Linked DNA regions of Mus musculus: region 1 is linked to region 2. Evidence: chromatin loops called from intact Hi-C (ENCODE). Cell type or tissue: left cerebral cortex. All regions are shown on one strand. Links, peaks and the distances in the headings refer to the core of each region. The heading gives the core; the rest is flanking DNA.

Region 1 (7,777 bases), core at 2,423-6,422, 130 kb after region 2:
GTCTCAAAACACAAATAACAAATATTCTTCAGAATTTGGGCATAGACCTGGAAATGGAATGTTGAACCACGTGGTGTTTCTGTTGTGTTGTTTCAGGAACGCCACACTGTTTTCCAAAGCTGCTACACTGTTTTATACCCTTGATGCACAGTTAAATTTTCTGTATTCTCAGCAGCACTTACTTCCTATGTCTTTTCTTAGATAACAGCTACCCTAACGGCTGTGAGCACACTCTCATTTTGACAACTTTCTAATAATTGAAATTGTTGAGCATTTTAAAAAATTTTATGTGTAGTGTTGTTTTGCCTGCATGTTATGTGTATCTGTGTACCACATGCATGCAGTACCTACAGGGGCCAGCAGAGGGCGTCAGAACCCCCTGGAACTAGAGTCATAGACGCTTGTAAACCAGGGATTGAACCTTCTGAGCCATCTCTTCAGTCCTCAAGCATCTTTTCATGTGCTTCTTGGCCAACAGCTATCTCTTTGGAGTTATTGGAATCTATTTTTAAATGGGTTGTTTTGTTGTAGAGTTTAGATTTAGATTTATGTTTAATGTGTAGGAGTGGAGCCCACTGTCTGTGGTGATGGCAGTGTCCTCTGCTAATCAGAGCCGTGTTTTCAGAGAGAGAGAGAAGTATAGCTGGAAAACAGACGACTTTGATTTAAAAGCACTTTTCCAGCTTACTAGTTATATAAATAAGCGCTTCTAATTTCAGATCCATAAAACAGGCATCAGCACATCTAGGGAAACTGCCTAGAAAAAGCTTAAGCAAGCCCGCTGGCTTCCCAGTAAGGCTTGTCAGTGTGTCCATTCCCTTCCGTATACATTGCATTGCTGCTGACCTTGGCACTGAGATTTTTGCTCCTTTTCTGTGGAGCACCAGGTAAAGTCAGGTCTAAATGTGGCATCATCGGACCATTCGCGTTCAGCTTCTCTGTCTGAACTGCATCGTTCTTAGCTGTCATACTGAGTACCAGTAGGAAGGACCAGAGTACACAAGGCTCTAAGTGAGCTCTCACTCCGTCTTGGAATAATGGCATGCTGGGTTTTGTAACTATATTAGATAAATTTCAGGACATTTCACATCTCAAAACAGTTACCACGAGGAATCTCTTTGTTTACAGCTGTTTTATCTCTTTAGGACATTTTCTATTGTTCTTGTTTTGGATCTTTCCAAACCTAATGATCTTTGGTCAACCATGGAAAATCTGTTGCAAGCCACAAAAAGCCATGTAGACAAGGTGATAATGAAGCTGGGCAAGACAAGCTCCAAGGCTTCGGCCGAGATGCGGCAACGAATGTGGAGCGTGGTGCAGAAGGACCATCCGGTGAGCTTCCCGGTTTGTTCTGGCCTCAGTGCCACACCGAGTAGAGACAGTACCTCAATGCAGCTTCTTTCATTTTCTGCATGACTTAAAATGTGTTTGATGTAAATGAACTGGTTTACTGGAAAATTACAGCAATTTCATAAACCTCAGAAAGAGCCAGAGAAGGGGAAGACGCTGACGTCTCCTCGTCAGACATCTGCCGTGTTCACTGCGATGAACCTTACCATAACTCAAGAGAAAGGGAGTTTTAGAGCAGAGTTCTGACACTGATTGTATAATCTTTGTAAAATGAAGATGAAAATCCGGGTTGAACTGGGAGAGGCTGGCTGAAGCTACGGACTGAAGCAGGAGCTGAGAGTCAGCTGCCTCCCCAGCAACAGGCGTCTGCATTCATTCAGTGGCTGTCATGTGACACCCCCCCCCCCCCCCCCCCGCCGCCATCCCCAAACTATCAAGTCCTAGAGTTGCTGTGGTGGCAGCACAAGGTTTTAGATACAGTTGGAATGTCATCATCTAGAAAACTAAGAGAAGCATTTCCTAGTGTCCATAGTTTGTGCGCCTGTGTCTTACAAAGTATCAGGACCAAATTCAGCCAAGCAGCACGCACTTTACATAAATGAGAAGCCCCTTAAAGATGATGTCCTTGTAGGGAAGCCCAGCAGTAGCCGGGTGGAGCACTCAGGAGGCAGAGGCAGGCATGTCAGAGTTCGAGGCCAGCCTGGTCTACAAAACAAGTTCCAGGACAGCTAGGGCTACACAGAGAGAGTCTGTCTTGGAAAACAAAACAAACAAACAAACAAACAAACAAACAAACCAGAGTAGCAGACCACAAAAGTGAATGGGCGCCATGGTGTTATGACAATTGCCATTTCTGGCTTCACACTTAAAATATAGCACAAAGTGAAAGTTAATATCATAGCAAACTCTATTTCAGAAAATATGGTCAACATCAATGACGAGAGTAAAAGGTGTTTTCTGAAGTAAACAGAAATTCCTGAGGACATAGCAATACACAACTATAATCAAGTATATCTGTTTATTAACAGGACCGGGAATTAATTGACCCATTTCCAATACCTCTGGTCATTATTGGAAGTAAATATGATATTTTCCAGGTAGGTGCTTCTATGTCTAGCTGTTCATGGGGCATGTGTAGCTATGCTTTTATGGGAAAATGATGAAATAAGAACAGTACCTCTGGAAGGGACCAGCTCAGAGACATCCATGTAAAAGATGTTAGAAAGGACGGTATGATGAGGACATCCCAAGGAGTTCAGGAAAATGAGCCCATTGGTTAGAACGGGGCGAGGCAGAAAACTTAAAAACAAATCTTAGCACTGAGGGATAAGATTTACTCCCCAACTGTAAACTGAAGAAAGTAGGAAATTAGTTTCTTCTTATCTTGGCTTGTCAGGGAGTCCTTAGGGTATTGCGCAGGATGAAATGTGTGCTTATATCTGGACTCTCTGAAGCCAAGCGTTTAAACAGATCTGATAGCAGTAGGAGACGGCGGCTTGTTCAGTCTCTCCAGATGTGAACGTGGAGGTGACCGAGCCGGACTCCTCAGGGTGGGGATTTAAAAACAAATAATGTGTTTCTCCCCAAGTGAGCTGTTGAGTCCTCTGGCTTATTTTTTCCTTGTAATGATTTTCTTCCACAGGATTTTGATCCTGAGAAGAGAAAGGTGATATGTAAGACCCTGCGCTTTGTGGCACATTACTACGGAGCCTCGCTGATGGTCAGTGCCTCCCTGCCCTCTGGGTGTGTGGAGAAAGGAGCGGGCTGCCCAGATGGGAATAATAGAGACCTGAGCTCGCCCTGCCCCTTTCCTTCTCACTTCCAAAGCTCTGCTTAGACAGGGCCCCTGCAGAGCCCTCTGCCCATGGCCTCCCCACCTTCCACGGCTTGTGTCTGTAAGCCCAGGCAAGCTTCAGAGATATGTTGGTGTGTTCACACATTTTTATTTTTGTCTTCAAGAATTAGAATCTATATTCCTTCAATGGAAGGGCCCGGGAGGAGGGGGGCAAGGGCGGGATTTTAATAAGATGGTGTTTTATGTAAAAGCAATGCTGGTATAGAGGTTAAAATCATGAATTTTGGAGTCGAGCTGCCCAGGTCAGTGTCACTGTGACCAACTCCTTGTCAGACAAGGATTCTGGACCAGCCACCTAAGCTTTGCATCCTCTGAGGTAAAAGCAGATGGGAACCGTGCCTGCCTGCTTCGTGAGGAGGGGTGCGGGCCTGAACTGTGGAGCCAGTGAATAAATAGCCCACCTCAGGAGACGGATGCATGGGGCAGGAAGTGCTCAGGTCCAAGGCGGCCTGAGCGTCTCAGAAACAACCCGAAAAGCACAGGGTTGTAATGATCTTCCGAGGTGGGCCAGACTTTGCTGGTTATCCTTTAAACAAAAGATAAAATGTAAAACTATTTTGCTGAAAAATACTACCTTAATTTCTGAACTGCTTTTGCTAGGCAAACTTAAAATGTTTGCACGTTAAAAGAGTAATTGTGGGAATTAAAATACTCTACCTTTTCTGAGCCTCTATAATGAGACCCTGTCTCAAAAACAAACAAAACAAACAACAACAACAAACAAGGCTATCTTAGCTGTTGAATAAATAGTTGGTGGTTTGCTTTCCTGAGTCAAAGTGCTCAAAGAGAGTAGAGCCCCAGGGCAGGGTGGAGCCTGTTGCTGCCCCAGCTGAACGAGCTCTGTATTCTGTGTATGTTCAATATCTATGCATTTAGAGCACTTCCCATTTCTTTATGTGTTCTCTTTACCTTCTTAGCCTGAGCTCTGTCTGCCTATACGTCAGGCTTTGGAAAGTCTTTTTGCCATTTTGAAAAGAACCAGTGGGGAGGAAGTTTCTAGTTCATTCATTTCTGCTAATGAGTGGAGAGGAGCACCTCCGAGGGTGGGAGGGGTGGCTCTGGGGAGGACACGGGGAGGAAGGGGAACGAGGGGAGGGGGAGGTGGGGGAGACGGGGGGGGGGGGGGCGGGGGAGGGGTTCCCAGCACTGAGCTGACTCAGGAGCACCAGCAGGAGTGGAGGGAGGGGTTTGAGAGGCAGCAGATGGTGAGATGAGTTGGTGAGAAACCTTGAGTGCTCTCCCACCCCTCGACCCTGAGAAACATTTGTGCTTAGGCTTGCTCCTCGCCCCTGTGGTAAAAACAAAATATTACAAAATTACATAGTTTAAAGCAATAACAATATATTATAATGTAACAAATATATAATTTCTTAGTAAAACTAAGTACAACAATCTTTTTTAATTAAAAAAATCCCTATTTTACATATCACACGATAAACATGATCATTATTAAATTCTTTGTTTTAAATGAATGTGTCTGACCTTTGTGAGCCCTTGTGTACTGTACTTCCTCTGTGAGCCTATTCTTACACCAGAGTCAGCGTTGTCCTGTGGACCTGCCATGGGAACCAGAAAGTTGCCATCTTTGCTTTATAAGTATTTCATTTCACTTCATACATCTGAGCCATTCTCCTTTGCCTTTGAATAGCAAAGTATTTAGAAGGCAAACAGTGACTGACCATCTGTGGAGGACACACAAACACACACACACTTCCTGCTTACTCAAGAGTCAGAGCCTAACTCTTGGTGGCAGGCACCCCCTTCACCATCCTGGGGTGCTGCAATTTGGCTCTCTTAGATCTACCCAGGAGAAGATTCAGAAATTGCCTACCCCCCAGCTCTGCAGGCAATTAAAAAAAGAAGCTAAAAAAAAATCAATTCAGGGAGTGCCGGTGTGACTGTCCCCGCCTGCAGCTGTCACAGTTACTTTTATATATGCTTCTCCCTATCTAACTGACCCAGTTAGATTGGGGGACATTTTCTTTTAGAACATTAAGAATGTTTGTGTTAACACACACCGCAAACATTTCAGGCAAACACTAATGTACAAATTAAAAACAAATTCTGATGATGGAAATTGGTGAGATGATTGGTGAGCTCTCTGGGTCCTTCCTGGATCACGCACTCATGAACTCGGTACCGAGGCAAGCTGATCCAGGTTGCCTTAGTCAGCCTCTGTTTTGTCGACTCAAATATACATGTTTTGAGGAAAAGAAGTTGTAATTCTCTGGCCAGTTGTGCTTGTTTAAAGCTGTGTTTTTTACTGTTAGAGGATGAGAGAGCAGAGTGTAATTTATCTCATTTGTTTCTAAGTTTACCAGCAAGTCAGAAGCTCTGTTACTGAAGATACGCGGTGTTATCAACCAGTTGGCATTCGGTATTGATAAAAGGTATTGGTAAATATTTTCCAATCAGTTCCCCCTGTTCCCTGGCTTCTGTATCTCCCTCCACCTTACCACTTTCCTGTGCTTATGATTGTCTTCTGTTCATTTTAAATGGAGTTGGAAGTTTTTGCATGTGTCTTCTCTGACTTTGTTCTTTCTCATGGTTTGAGCTGACTATGGTGTTAGTCTGTCACAACCAATGGTACTGGTCCATTTGGGTCAATGCTCTCATCCATGACTTAGATAAAATGTGGCCTTTGTATTTATACTAGAACGTGGCAGCATATTTAACTGGTGAACTAAATTACAATCTTTTTCTTTGCCATACAGCAAATCAATATGTGTGGATCAAAATAAGCCACTGTTTATCACAGCAGGACTGGATTCTTTATGTCAGATAGGTTGGTGAACTTATTAATATTGCTTAATCTTTTTAAATTGCTTATTGATTTTCTCTTCCTGCCTCCTTGGTCTCCAGCACACCACCATTTCTGGCTTCATTTCGTAACAGTTATTTCATAAGCATTCATTTGTATCCCCAGAATTGAGGAAGCTCCCAGCACATTGACGTACTTGTGATAGAAGGCAGGGCACTGCGTGGAGAAGTAAGAGCCAGAACTGAGACGTGGCTCAGAAATTAGAAGTACTTGCTGCTCTTCCAGAGGACCCAAGTTTAGTTTCCAGCACCAGTGTTGGATACACACACACACACACACACACACACACACACACACACACATACACTCAAGTAGGGAATCAATACTTTCTAACCAAAATGATAAGGGAACCCTTGAAGGTTAATAGTTGAACATTTTGGGGGACAATAAAGATGTTAGAAAGGATAAAAATCTCAGGTTATAGATCAAAAATTGCCAGAAAGTGACTGAATTTTTTAATTTTTTCAAATTAACTTAAATATTCAAGTTATAAATATATTATCCTCATTAAAATAGTAGGGACAGGGACTGTAGCTCAGTGGTAGAGTGCCTCAAATGAGTGAGGTCCTCGGTACAACCCAGCACTTTGAGGGGGAAGAGGGAGATGAATCTCGTGTGTGGTATGTGCGTGTGCATGTGTGTGTGTGTGCACGTGCGTGTGTGTGCATGTATGTGCATGTGTGTGGTGTGGTGTGTGTGTGGTGTGTGTATGGTGTGTGTGTGTGTGTGTGTGTGCATGTATGTGTGTGTGCACGTGTGTGCATGTGTGCATGTATATGCATGTGTGTGTGCATGCATATATGTGTGCATGTATGTGTGTATGTGCATGTATGTACATGTGTGTGCGTGCACTTGTGTGTGTGGTGTGTGCATGTATGTGTGTGTGTGTGTGCACTTGTGTGTGTGTATGCAGGATCCCTCACACACCTCTCTGGTACTCTGCATTTATACACGTGTATATGGTGTAGAAACTTTACCAGTCTGCATTATTGAACTCAGTATACTTTAGTGGGTTTTCAATGTATATTCTGCTTACAGTTCTAATTAATATTTGAACTCTTTCCTGGTTATGGAACATAGCCATACATACTGACAGTTTATTCTCTATAGTAATGAACTTCTGGGCAGTGATCGGTTTTACGTAAAATGGATGGCGCTGCTGTATGAAGCCTTTACCATGAGCACATGCGTATTTCTATTGTGAACACTGAGACCTGGAATTACTGTGAACAGGGCACAGATACCAGTGTAGGGAGTGGGAGTCAGAGTTATAGCTCACCGTTATGTCTTGCTGCCTCTGTTTCCAGTACAACCACCAAGATAGCACAATCATAATAGTGTCTGTAATGTGGAGATGGAAAGCGAGAGACCTAGGACTAGTGCTTTAATAAACAGCATCTGCTTGTTAATAGTTTACAAAAATTGAATCTTTGTAGTCAATTGAGGTAAACTTTCAATTTTAGGGTCTCCTCCTGTTCCTGACAGTGACATTGGAAAACTTCAGGCCCACTCACCTATGGAGCTGTGGAAAAAGGTGTATGACAAGCTCTTCCCACCAAAGGTACATGTTCTTCATTGCTGGGAAGCTATCAGCTGTGACCGGAAATGCCCAAAGGCCTGTTCTGATAACTCCATCTCTCTCTCATGTTCCAAAATGATGAAATGTTTGCTAAAACTGTTGTAGACAAAGCACCATGAAGATTAATAGCTGAGTAAGACATGGCCCCTGTCCCTTCCATACAGGGTTCTCT
Region 2 (7,777 bases), core at 1,268-5,267:
AAGGCGTCTTGACTTCTGAGCATGAAATATCTCCTGTGCATCACTGAGCTGTGTGATATCACGGGCATTTCCCTCACAGTGCCTAGTGAGTGTATGTGTTTAATGAACATTCATCTTTCTTCCTAGGATGGAACTCTAGGAACACAGAGGATCCAGCTGATGGATTTTGTTCCCCTTTGTATTCCTTATAACACGGAGCCTGGGATCTCACAAGTAGCCAATGAAATGCATCCCTCTCTGCCTTTGTCTATCATCTAATAAATATTTATGGTGTCCTTGCTGAGTGCCAGGCACTGTGCTACAAGCGGGGCATTCACTAAGACAAGAACCAGTGTTTCTGCTCTCACATCTCTTATCATCATGTGAAAGAGGAAGCCAGTATGACTTTGCTACAGAAACCAGACTGTAGCTACCGAGGCAAATAAGTGACTAAGGCACACACAGCCATGGACAGTTAAGAGGGCTGATCAGGGAATTTCTATCTTCTTCCACTTAATATAGAAAACAAAAAAATGAGAAAGCCATGCCTGTGGGTGCATTTGAAAATACATGTGTTTGAAAATACACATGACTGCACAGAGGCCAGAGGTCAGAGGTCATCAGGTACCCTCCTTGCTTGCCTTCCACTTTATCTTTCGAGACAGACGGAGCCGTACACTGAACTTGGAGCTCACTGACTTGGCTGGGCGCCCACTGAGCTCCAGGAGTCTGGCTCAGCATCCCCATAACTGGGGACCACTCTACCCAGCTTGTACATGCCTGATGAGGACCCACTCCTGCTGTGTGGCAGGCACTTGACCTCTAAGCCATCTCTCCTGCCCCTAAAAATACCTTTGAGTTTTATCATAAAACACACAACTCACCCATTTGAGTTATACATGGTCATGGCTTTTAGTGTAGTCAGAGATGTACAGGTATGGAACTTTCCAGAGACACTTTGATTACTCACCCTTCAAAGCACTTCATCCCCCACATACCAGTGGTTCTCAACCTTCCTGATGCTGTGAGCCTTTAACACAGCTCCCATGTGCTGACCCCAACCATAAAGTATTCTAGTTGCTACTTCATAACTACAATGTTGCTACTGTTGTGAATCACAATGTAAACATCTGTGTTTTCCAATAGTTTTAGATGACCCCTGTGAAGGGTTGTTTAACCCTCGAAGAGGTTGCAACCCACAGGTTGAGAACTACTGCCCTAGACGAACACCTGCATCTTTCTCAGCCCAGGGTAATGATGAATCCACTTCTCTGAGCATCCCATATTTACGGAATCATACAATATTTCCAATTTTGTGATTAGCTCTTTTCATTTAGTGTATTTTCCAAGGCTTATTCAACCCGTAGCTTGATTTCTCTCCCTCATCACCCTGTCTGTCTTTCAGTCTCACCCTGTCTGTCTTTCAGTCTCACCCTGTCTGTCTTTCAGTCTCTCGAACCTCAGGTTCACTATGTAGCTGACAATGAGCTTGATCCTTTTAGGTCCGGGCCGCCCAGCTTCCACCTCTTTTTAGCTCTGAATACTATTCCATCCTATCATGTGGAGCTTGGGGTTTTTGGTTGTTTGCTTTGGTTTTGTTTTCTACGGCCAGAAAAAGGAAGCTACTGCACCTTTAAAAAAAATCATAGCCAAATTCAGTTTGTCATGTTTCTAGAAAAAGGTGACTGTAAGTAAATATTGGCTGAGCCTTACAAAGATGGCAGTCATGTTGAGAAAGCTGCTTTTTATGACTGAACGTATTCACTCAGCTCACTAGTCTATTTAGTGTTTCTGACTCACAAACGGAAGTGATTCTATTTTGGCATCCTCCGTCTTTCTCTTGTTGGGTCTCTGCTGACTTGCTGTGCTAAATTATGCAAGTTACTTTAACTGTTGATTTAACTCCCGCATGCTCTGTAAAATGAGCCCAGTCCAGCCTGCTTGTTTGCCAAGGCTGTTTGGAGACAATTTTTCATATGCTATGCATCATCAGCTCCCACAGAAGGCAGAAAGAATTTGATGTGTGGGGGTTGTCTGGGATCCAGTCCAAAATTAGTGCTCATCTGGAAGAAACATGGACGCCTGGTGCTTGCTTGCTGGCCTTATTTGTTTTCACTTAGGGCTTTCCCTCTAAGGAACTTTGCAAAATTTATCACTTTAGTATTTTTTATATATATATATAAGGTTGGCTTTTTCTTTTGTAAAAAGACTGAAGTGGGAAAAGCCTTCTGATGCCTTCTATTAGTGAACTGTGTATCAAAGAGAGCAATTTGTCTGACCTAGTTTGATGACCTGGGGAAGGATTACCTCTAACATCCAGAATTTGTCCCTCTCCTCCCACTCCCCTCCCCTTCCCTCCCCTTCCCTCCCCTCTCCTCCCTCTCCCCTCTCTCTGGTCCCTTAACAACTCCCAAGACTGGCCTCTTTAGGCCCCTGCTTGGGATGTGAAATCCAACCAGATTTATCATTCATGTGCTCACGCAATATGCTTTTGTGCGATTTGCAAAAGAACATAACAGCTCCTCCCTTTGAAATGCTTGCTGGCCTACAGTGGCAATAGTAGGTCAGGCAAACGTGTGCACTCACTCCAAGAGAGGCAAAAAACCGGACGTTCTGAGGGCAAAAAACGGGAGCAGAGGTTTCCACTATGTGGGGCAGTCTGGAGACTCACTGGGCTGAGAGGAGAGATAGAACTTTTAAAGGTGGGAAGGAAACAGCATGTCAATGCTCCCAGCTGGATTCCTCAGACCTCAGACCACAGTCACCCGAGGTGTGAGCAGCAGCTGTAAAAACTAAACTTGCACAACTACGAGGGAGGTTTTTCAGGCTACACACGGAATCCGTTCTTGGCCATTTAAACCCAACCTGGAAGACAATAAAGGCCTTGGCAAAGTGCACACTTACACTAGTTAATGTAGAAAGACAGACTGGCCAGAGGAGAGAGTTCACGCCTAGAGACAATGCAACAGGATGGTCCATAGGTCCAATCGAGGCAAAAGGAATGGAAAAGAGGTGACTAAGTGCTTCATCAGGCCTTAAAATCTAGGTGTGGGGAAGGCAGTGGGAATACCTCTTGGGTCAGGGCTCTTTACTCCGAGGGGCACCGGGAGGAGCTAGAGTTATAAACACCTCCTCCAGTGACGCCAGGTGGTCGGCTGCGTCTTCCGATTAGCTACTCCGGCCGCCAATCCCGCAGGAGGCGGCGCTGTCCCGGCCGCTCGGAGCTCCGAGTGCGGTCGGCGCGGGCTGAGAGCCGGGGAAGCCGGCGGAGCCGGGTGACTGGCGAGCCGGAACATCAGGCGCCGCCGCAGAGGTAGGCAGGTGGGCAGAGCGCGGGGTCCAGCGTCCTCGGGGACCGAGCCTCCCGGGTTCCTTACCCCGGGAACCAGGGCGTCCTGGGTTGCCGGCGAGGAAGGGGTCGGCGGGGTCGGCGGAGTGGGACAGGGATGCAGCGCAGGACGCCTCGCGCCCTGGCTCGGCCGGGTCCCGGGTCGCCCGCAGGAGCTGGCTGGGGACGGCTCTACGTTCCTCGGGCTCCTGTGACGTTCTGTTAGAAAAGCAGGGCCCCTGGCTTGTGGTACCGCTGGGGGTCGTCGGGTAGGGGAGCTGCGGGGCAGCCCCGCGTCCCCGCGCGCCTTGGGTCCCATCGGCGATGCAACAGTTCGGCCTGCGCTTCTGATGAGCCGTGCTTTGAGGGGACCCCGGGACCACAGTTCTCCAGCTTTTCATTTTTAACACCTCTGCTTGCCCGACCGCCCGACGCCAGAGCGCCCTAAGGTGACATACCCCGAAACGAATCTGTCCCCGGAGGAGTTGAGGCACCCTGCCTTGCAAAAACTCTCCTCTAGCCCGGCTACCTGAGGGTCACTGGCTTCTTTGTGAAAGTTCCAGTCTTTGCAAGCCTGGACCTCATAGGCTGTGTGTGTGTGTCCAGGAGGAGTGTGGAGGAGAAGGCTGTTCTGGGCAGTGCCGCTGAAGGGCAGGCATGCCCCAAGTAGGGCTAGGTGCTAAGGTTCTTTGAACAAGCATGCTTCAGCCTAGTTAAAGACATCTTTTCTGCATTGGGGGTAGGCAGGACATAACCTACAACCCAACTGTTCTAAAGAATATATAGGCTTTAGGGGATTATCTAAATTCCATCAGTGTGAGTCTAGGTAGTAACTTTCCTTCTTCCCTCCCTCGCTCTTTCCCTCTCTCCCTTCCTCCCTTCCCAGGACTTTAGTCTTTTCAAACCTCTCCCACCCCCTTTTAGGAGCTGGAAAAGAAACAGGAAGTCAGAGATTCAGAGAAAAGAGCGTTCACTCCACAACTATAAACAGTTTATTTTGTGCCAGTAAATATTTCCGAAGTCACTGGAAGTCTTTGGAAAACCTCAGTTTTTGTCTGCCCCCTGCAGAGAAGGTAGATCCCCTTAGAGTTCAAAACTTAGAGAGGACATTTTTAGAAGTGGAAGCCATACAGTCCTGTCACTAGGGACGTTGAAAGTGTTGAGAATTCCCATTCTTAGCCAGCCAAGGTGGAGCTCTGCTGGGTTACAGCTGCCTTCTACCTAGATACAGAATTACAGAGGGACCCAGGACGCCTCTTGTCTGGACCTTGAGCTATCACAAAACCAAACTGAAGTCTTGAATTTCTTTTTATTATGACCTGGTTGTTGGGCACCAAAGATGTCAGATGCATGTTTGGTCATCTTTAAGCTTTTCTACTTCATCATAAAAATGTATAATTACAACAACTAAAGACAAATAGATGTAGTTAACTTTGAATTTTCTTGTATTGTTACCTAGGTATCTCTACCTGGCAAAGTGTAAGAGATATGTACTGTACTTTTCGTAGTTGGGGTTAACAGTTACTTCTCTATTATTTGAGTTATTGGTGAGATTCCTGGCAGGGATAACAACTAATAATAAATGGTTAAATCTGTAAATGTGTTCTTAGTATATATCCATTTTTGTTTGTATATATTCTTTTTAATTGGGATATAATTCACAAATCATAAAATCGACCCTTTGACAGGGGATTGGGGCATATTTGCGCAGTTATCACTATCCAGTTAGAGAATAGTGTCTTCCTGCCCACTAAGAAACTCTAGTCCAGTGCTTCTCAACCTGTGGGTCGAGACCTTTTTGGAGTAGAATAACCCTTTCTCAGAGGTCACTTAAAACAATCAGAAAACACATGTATGTTATGATTCATAACAGTAGCAAAACTGTAGTTATAAGTAGCACACCACACGAAGCCCGTCTCGGGCCAGTTCACCCCATAGCTGCTGCTGTTCCTTGGTGGTTACCCCTTAGTACCGCTCTCTCCAAGATCCTGCTGCAGCAACCGCGTCGTGCCAGACCTCACCCAACTTGTCCCCAAGAACACTTCAGTCCTTGTGCTTCTACTGCACAAGGCTCAGCTGTTCACCCTGACACCTTCATGCCTTCAAAACCATCTGGGTGACTCTATACATTACCAAGTTTGTCCGCCAGCATGAGATGCAGCCTTGGCTTTCTCTGGACCACAGCTTCTGTGCGCTGACTCTGAGGACATATTCCCAGTAAAATTTACCTCAGTATTGCTGGTCTCTAAATCGCTGGTAAAATCTCAGCTCTAGCTAACCAGCATTGATTGCCCAGGTAAAGCAAAGGTCTTACTTCAGGGGCTCTGGTCCCTTCTATCAGGCTGATTCTTCAACCCCAGCTGTCCAGATTCTTAAACCAAAGTATCGAATGATCCCAATAAAGTTTTTAAGGTACTCTGTTAGTGGCAACTTGTAATTTTTTGTTGCGGTTTTCCTCCTTAGCCCAGCTAGCTCCCAAATAATTGAGACTGCACTATTCTATTTCTTTAACAAGCTTTAAGGGCACACCAGCCAGGCAATATCACTCTATTTTAATCCTCTCAGCTAATCTGGATACTTCCTAGTCAGAATCCCAGTGATGCTTGCATTTTAGCACCGATCTGGCGATCTGGGCTCTTCATGTTTTCTCATGGTGTCTCCTTGACTCTCCCCTTGTGGAATCCCCACTTTCTCTCTTTCCTTCCCTCTTCCCCATGCTGGGAAGAAGTCCAACCCTATTCTCTCCCCTGCTCAGTCATTGACTGATCATCCTTTTCATTGACCAATCAGAGAACAGATGAGGAGCAATGCCTACACAACGTTGAGGCCAGAGATACTTAGAATAAGGACTGCAATCAGATATGGGGGGTCCAGAAATCAGCATTTGAAAAATGCAAGGATAATTTTTACATGGTGCACAATAACGTTATGCCTACTGTACTCTCAAACTTCCTTCTGGAACTTCACAAGCCAGGCCTCCAGTGTCTTTATCACTTGCAACATTGTCATCTCTCAGGCTCCCAAGAACAGCTTGCTGAGCTCTGAGCGCTCAATGGCTTTTCCAAACTCTTTGCACAACCCTCCTTAAAAAAAACAAATCAAAACAAAAACAAAACAAAACAATAATAACAAAAGCATAGCTTGGGAGCAGATGTAGAGAACCATTAGGCCAAACTCAGAGAACCCCACAGAAGAGGGGTCAGAAGGTTTGTAGGAGGCAGAGGGGTCAAAGACACCACAAGAACCCAGCCCACATAATCAACTAAGCAGGGCTTTTAGGGACTCACAGACATTGAACCAACAAGCAGGGAGCCTGCTTGCATCTGAGCTAGGTCCCCGACATATATGTTAACAGTTGTGTAGCTTGGTCTTCTTGCAGGACTCCTAACAGTGGGAGTGGGAGGGTGTCTCTGTCTCTTTCAGCTGCTCCACAGACCTTTTTTCTTCTACTGGGTTGCCTTGTCCAGCCTTTATATGGGCGTGTGTGCCTAGTCTTATTGCATCCTGTTTATGGCATGTTCCATTGATGTCTCTGGTAGGCCTGCTCTTTTCTGAAGGGAAACGGAGGAGGAGGAGGAGGAGGAGGAGGAGGGGAGGGGGGAGGGGGAGGAGGAGGAGAGGAGGAGAGGAGCAGATCTGGGAAGGTGGAAGAAGGACTGGGAGAAGAAGTGGTGGAGGGAGAGGAAACTGCAATTGGGATGTCATATATGAAAGAAGAATAAATTAAAAAAATATGGTCAGGTTGATTATAGCAATAGTACATGTTCTGGTCCAATTTCTGCCTTAGTTAAGGTTTCTATTGCTGTGATAAAACACTGTGGCCAAAAGCAACTTGGGGAGGAAAGGGCCTTTATTTATATTTATTTATTTATTTATTTATTTATTTATTTATTTATTTATTCATTCATTCATTCATTCATTCATTCATTTATTTATTTATTTATAAAGCTGGCAATGTATAGATCATACACTCCGTCTCTGAGGGGAGTCAGTGCAGGAACCTTCAGACAGGACTGAAGTAGAGGCCAATGAGGAATTCTGCTTACTGTTTTTTGTCCTCATAGCTAGCTCAGCCTGGCTTCTTACACAGCTAGTGACCGCCAGGGGTGGCCTTGCCCCACCCCCACGGCCTGAGCCCACCTACGTCAATCATCAGTCTAGAAAGTATCCTACAGCTTGCCTACTCAGGGAGGAATTTGCTCGGTTGAGGTTTGAATCAGGTTTCATCCTTGCATGGCAAGCACTTGGCCAAGCAAGCCCCTGATTTTGCCTACTTTTTTTTTTTTTTTTTTTTTCCATTTTTTATTAGGTATTTAACTCATTTACATTTCCAATGCTATACCAAAAGTCCCCCATATCCACCCACCCCCACTCCCCTGCCCACCCACTCCCCCTTTTTGGCCCTGGTATTCCCCTGTACTGGGGCATATAAAGTTTGCAAGTCCAATGGGCCTCTCTTTCCAGTGATGG

What was found. Hi-C counts contacts between places; a loop is a spot of excess contacts. Peaks named below come from ENCODE experiments on the same cell type or tissue, not always from the same donor. Only the 100,000 strongest peaks of a DNase experiment are listed, where the experiment ranks them.
Region 1: it touches region 2 in a loop (2.3-fold over the local background); 2 of 42 quality-filtered maps call a loop at or near these places.

What each region holds. Positions count from the first base shown.
Region 1 is chr17:84,641,727-84,649,503 of GRCm38, forward strand. Dync2li1 (dynein cytoplasmic 2 light intermediate chain 1) reads left to right here. Exons shown (of 13, transcript NM_172256.2): 6 at 1,146-1,332; 7 at 2,379-2,447; 8 at 2,993-3,070; 9 at 5,519-5,595; 10 at 5,920-5,990; 11 at 7,490-7,587. Among named protein-coding and RNA genes, the nearest start is that of Dync2li1, 19 kb to the left of the region's middle. In left cerebral cortex, for the core only: no CTCF peak of the experiment used is centred there; DNase peaks (open chromatin) are centred at 4,326 and 5,060.
Region 2 is chr17:84,508,673-84,516,449 of GRCm38, forward strand. Plekhh2 (pleckstrin homology domain containing, family H (with MyTH4 domain) member 2) reads left to right here and starts at 3,223. Exons shown (of 30, transcript NM_177606.4): 1 at 3,223-3,292. In left cerebral cortex, for the core only: a CTCF peak has its summit at 3,172; DNase peaks (open chromatin) are centred at 1,883, 2,801 and 3,167; H3K4me3 peaks cover 1,488 bases; H3K27ac peaks cover 1,219 bases.